2 separate regions of the Homo sapiens genome follow, and region 2 is linked to region 1. The links are chromatin loops, found by intact Hi-C in ENCODE. Cell type or tissue: A673. All regions are shown on one strand. Region 1 holds the start of NOS1 (nitric oxide synthase 1). Region 2 overlaps NOS1 (nitric oxide synthase 1).

What was found. Peaks named below come from ENCODE experiments on the same cell type or tissue, not always from the same donor. Only the 100,000 strongest peaks of a DNase experiment are listed, where the experiment ranks them.
Region 2: it touches region 1 in a loop (4-fold over the local background); 31 of 110 quality-filtered maps call a loop at or near these places.

What each region holds. Positions count from the first base shown.
Region 1 is chr12:117,359,529-117,362,028 of GRCh38, forward strand. NOS1 (nitric oxide synthase 1) reads right to left here and starts at 2,098. Exons shown (of 29, transcript NM_000620.5): 1 at 1,984-2,098. RefSeq lists promoters at 1,599-2,500, 1,599-1,759, 1,984-2,056, 2,223-2,500. In A673, no CTCF peak of the experiment used is centred here; no DNase peak of the experiment used is centred here; H3K4me3 peaks cover 1,825 bases; H3K27ac peaks cover 1,506 bases; H3K27me3 peaks cover 599 bases.
Region 2 is chr12:117,235,723-117,238,222 of GRCh38, forward strand. All of the region lies in intron 20 of NOS1 (nitric oxide synthase 1), which reads right to left. Among named protein-coding and RNA genes, the nearest start is that of FBXO21, 47 kb to the left of the region's middle. RefSeq lists enhancers at 659-1,163, 1,164-1,668. In A673, a CTCF peak has its summit at 944 (motif pointing right); a DNase peak (open chromatin) is centred at 949.

The sequences.
Region 1 (2,500 bases):
GCTGTCTCCCAATGTCGTGGGCCGCCAGAGGTGAGATGAGGCGCCTATGGGCGCGCTCGCCTGCACCGCACCCTTGCCTAGCGGCGTCCCTGGGGACCCTCCCTCCGTGGTGGCTGCGTGCGCGCTTTTCTTAGGCCTGAGCGCAGGGTTTGAGCTGGGCTATGGGAGTAGAGGGAAGAATCCCATGCGTCTTTCCCAGGATTACTGGGGTAGAGATGGAGGCGAGAGCAATCTTCCGCAGCCTGTAGTACCCTGTGGGGTAGACCCCCCGGTTCCTACTGGTGGGGAAACCCTAGACCTGCGTGCGAGTCTCCCAGATCCGGTCCCAGAGCATTACAATAATGGTTTTATATATATATATATATATATATATATATATATATATATATATATATATATATATATATCAGCAACACTTCCTGCGTTATGAACGCTTACCCTGACTTCATATTCACATTTATGATTTTTTAAGGTCCTCATGACAGCCCCACGAAAAAGGTAGTTTCTCCATTTTACAGATGAGAAACTGAGGCTGGGAAAGATGAAGAGACTTACCGAAGGTCACGCAACAAGTAAAGGGTCGATCTAGGACCAGAACCCAGGGGAGTCACTGGAAAGGTTCCTGCCCTCCTCGGCTGCCTTCTCCGTGAGAGCCTCTCCTCTCTAGATGTCTACCCCAGACAGCCTGATGCGGAGCTTGGAGAGCCATGAGCTCTCTGGTCACAGTGCCCTGGGGGTGGGGGCGAGCGTCTGGCGTCCTCTGGGGCGCAGTCCCGAGAGAGCCCCTTCCGGGACCTCGGACGCAAGGCCCCTGAGTGGCCCTGGAAGTTGGATCCCCCGGGGACCCTGCTCCGAACCCTGGCCACCTGGAAGCAACCTCATCGAGCGCTCCTTCCACTGCCCAGCCCCGAACCGTGGCGGAACGCGCCCCTCGGCCTCCCTAGAGCCTCCTTTGCGGGAGAAGCACAACTTTCCCAGGTTTTGGAGACGGCGCTCTTACACCCCAATCTCGCCCAGACGGAAGAAGTGAGAGGTGCGGGCGGCCCCGCCATGACCGCGGGAGGAGAGCGCAAGGAGGCTCCTCGCAAAGTTGGAGGCCAGGCCGGAGCGATGTTCCGGGAGCGGAGCCCTCCCAGCCTCGGGCCCCCAGCCGCGGACAGCTGGCAGTGCCAAAGACTCCGCCATTACCTGCGGCTCGCAGTTGCGATTCGGCCGCAGAGTCGGGCACCGAGGAAGGCGTAAAGTTGAGCTTGGGCAGGTACAACGGTCCCCAGGGACTGGCATCCCCCAGCCCGGGCTGCCCGCGGGAGGGTAGCGAGCTGTGCCAAGGGCTCCGCCATTACCGCCAGCGCACAGCTCGGAGCCAAGCGCGCGGCTGAGGAACGACTAGGGTCTTGCAAAGTTGGAGCCTGGGCGCGTAGACCCCCGGACCGGAGCCCCCGGCCTGAGGCCGCCCGCTAGGAGGAAAATGAGGCCGCCCGAACCAAGTTGGGACGCGCAGCAAAGCCCGAGCCTTCCGCGCACACCAGGGGCTCGGGCGGGAGCGGGGAGCCCTGGGGACGGAGAAGGGGCGCGGGACGCCTGGATCAGGAACTCACCTGACGCCGAGCCGGGCAGCGCCGAGGCTGCCTCTTCGCGCTGCGCACCCGCCCGCCCGCCTCGTACTCCTCCTCTTCCTCCCGGGCGCCCGCGGCCGCCGCGCTCCGGGTTCTGAATCCTCCGAGTCCGCCGCCCCGCGCGGCTGGAGGGCGCCGGTTGCACCCACTCGCCTCCTGGTAGGAGCCGCGCGCGTCCCTCCCCTTCCCCTCCGCTTTGTGCCTCCAAGATCCCTCCCCACCCCCTCTCCCCTAGCCCCCACTCCTCCCTTCTCTTCTTCCCTCCCCTTGCGTCCCCTCCCTCAGCCTCAGCGAACCCAAGTTCGGGACGGAGGCTGCGGGCTTCCCCGGCGCAGTGCTGGGCGCCCCGCGCGCGCCCCTGGCTCACCCCGTCCGCTCGGCCGCTGCTCGCTGCCCGGCCGCCCCTCGGAGGAGCCGCGGCGCTAAGTAGCTCCTCACCCAGCGGCTGGAAACGCGGCATAAATATGTAGGGACTGAGCCGTGAGCTCAGCGAGGGTCGTGAGGGGGAATTTATTTCTTAATGTCCCTCCTTTATCCTATCATCACTGAAACGAATTAGCAGTGACGTCCAACCCGACTGGTTTATGGGTGTGGGGAGGGAGACGTCGCAACCCTCATTAAAAGAGCCGCTCTGGGCTCCAAAGCATACATCTTTTATATAACCTAATTTCCATTTTTTTTTTTCTATCAGGAAACACACACACACACACACACACACACATACACACACACACACACACACACACACACACACAATGACAATTTCTGGGAGCCTGGATAGGGCTGAATGTAGTAGCCACGCAGGGCAGGGCAGGTCTATTTGGGCAGAGAAGGCCCCATGGGAGGCAGGGATGGTTATTTCTGCCTCTACATCAGTGTTGGGA
Region 2 (2,500 bases), 120 kb before region 1:
AATGTGATTATTCTGGTCCTTTAAAAAGTTTCAGTACAGGCTGGGCACGGTGGCTCACGCCTGTAATCCCAGCACTTTGGGAGGTGGAGGTACACAGATCACCTGAGGTCAGGAGTTTGAGACCAGCCTGGCCAACATGACAAAACCCCGTCTCTACTAAAAACACAAAAATTAGCTGGGCATTGTGGCATGTGCCTGTAATCCCAGCTACTTGGGAGGCTGAGGCGGGAGAATCGCTTGAACCCAGGAGGTGGAGGTTGCAATGAGCAGAAACTGCACCACTGCATTCCAGCCTGGGCAACAGAGCGAAACTACATCCTCCCACCCCAACCCAAAAAACAAACAAACCCCATATCTGTATTTCAGTACAGATATACTGCATTTCACCCAACACCTGCAAACTCGAGGATCGATTACACTTTGAGAAATCAAATCCTTTGCACCCTTTGAGCTACGATTGCTTTTTCAGATCTGCTTTTTCTTCATTGCCAATTAATTTTCAGTGGCTAGAGACGCTTGATATTCAACATGAAGTTTCTATATTCTCTATGGTATGTAAATCAACACTTGAATAGCCCAATGGGACTCGCTATTTAAAGGACTTTTTGGCTCAACCGAGAACCTTTTGTGCTACAAATAGCCACCATTATTAAAAAGAGTTGAGCGGGCACATTATTTTGGGGGAGGAAAGGGTGTCAAGTATTTTCTTGAAGCAAGGCATCCCCGCCCTTAGCATAGTGGGGAACTTAGCGACCATAATTGTGAATGGCAGTATTAGAGTCTGGAGTCCCACTGGCCCTCCATGGGCAGACCTTGCCCTGTCTGGGAACTTGCACGACTGAGCCTTCTCAGAGCTCACACCAGTCTTTGGTTCCTGGGGAGCAAAAAGACAACACCTCCAGAGAGCTGCAAGAAGGAACTCGCAGAAGCCGGGGCCAGCAGGGGGCGCTGTGGGGTTTCTAATTTGGGAGCCTCCTAAGTCTACCCAAAGGAAGCCTTTGAAAGGCCCGCAAATCAATTCCCGCTTTCTTCCCAGATCATCACGATTTGTACAAAATAGAAATGCAGAGGACCCAAACTTGCTGAGCTAGCTCACGAGCACAGCCACCTCCCCCAAAGTCCTCTTGAACGAGGCAGAGGGTGGCCGTGCAGACAAGGAGCAGGCATGGGAACGTGGCTGGCAGGTGGGCTAGAATGCAAGGTGGGCCCAGGCTCTGGCCCTGCTGGGAGTTTAACCAAGGGGACTGACTCTGCATGCCGCTTGCTGAGAACCCTGGCAGAATGGCTGTGGGGCCCCAGGGCACCTTGGTGGACTGGTCTTTGATGCTTTGCTGGGAAGCCGACCCTCTGGGCGATAGCACTGGCTCAGAAACCAATTGTCTTAAATCTCAGTTCTGCTGAGCTTTGTAAGTAGAGAATTTTTAGCATTTCATTATTATTTTTATTTTTTTTTGAGATGGAGTCTCTCTCTGTTGCCCAGGCTGGAGTGCAGTCCACCTCCTGGGTTCAAGAGATTCTCCTGCCTCAGCCTCCCGAGTAGCTGGGATTACAGTAGCCCGCCACCATGCCCGGCTAGTTTTTGTACTTTTAGCAGAGACAGGGTTTAACCATGATGGCCAGGCTGGTCTCAAATTCCTGATTTCAGATGATCCACCGCCTCAACCTCCCAAAGTGCTAGGATTACAGGTGTGAGCCACCACGCCTGGCCTATTTTTTATTTTTTCTTCAAGCTTGGGACACATATGGGCCATATGAGAAGTACAGGGAGAAGGGGAAGAGGCAATGGAACAGCAGCAGCCATTTGGGCCCTATTCCCTTCTCCCCCCGAGTGTCCCCTCTGTGTGACTTATGTCTAGCCACATCCAGAAGCATCACATATACACACATGCTTGGCGGTGGCTCAATGATAGGTTTGCAGATGAAAGAATAATTTGCTAATGTCCAGCATTAAATGGAAAAAAAAAAACAGAAAATGTGCATTCTTCAGTGAAAAGAGTAAATATTGTCACCTGTGAACTGCTCAAGGTAACAAGGTTCATTCATTCCACACCTGTACATCATGTGTCAGGCACTGTTCTAGGCACTGGTGAGAGAGGGGAAGGACAGCAAAGTGCCCTATTCTCATTGAGAAGTCACTTAAAGGATCTCAGGTGGGGTTGGTGATGTGGACGAGTGGGTGGTGATGGGTTGAGGGGAGCAGGCTATGTCAGACAGGACGGTCAGGGAGACTTCTCTGGCGATTTGACACTTAAGCAGAGACGTGCAAAGACCTGCAGGCACAGCATTCCAGGGATGGGGAAGAGCACGTGCAAAGGCCCAGAGGCAGAGAAAAGGTGGCATGTTCAAGGAAGGGAAAGAAGGCTGGAGTGTTTGTTTGGAGGGTGGTAGTGGCCAGATCACAAGAGCCTCATGATGACCTGTCATGGCAAGGAGTTTGGAGGTTTCCTAAAGTCCAGCAGGAGACCATCAGGGGCTGTGAAGCTGGGGAGTGACAGGCTTC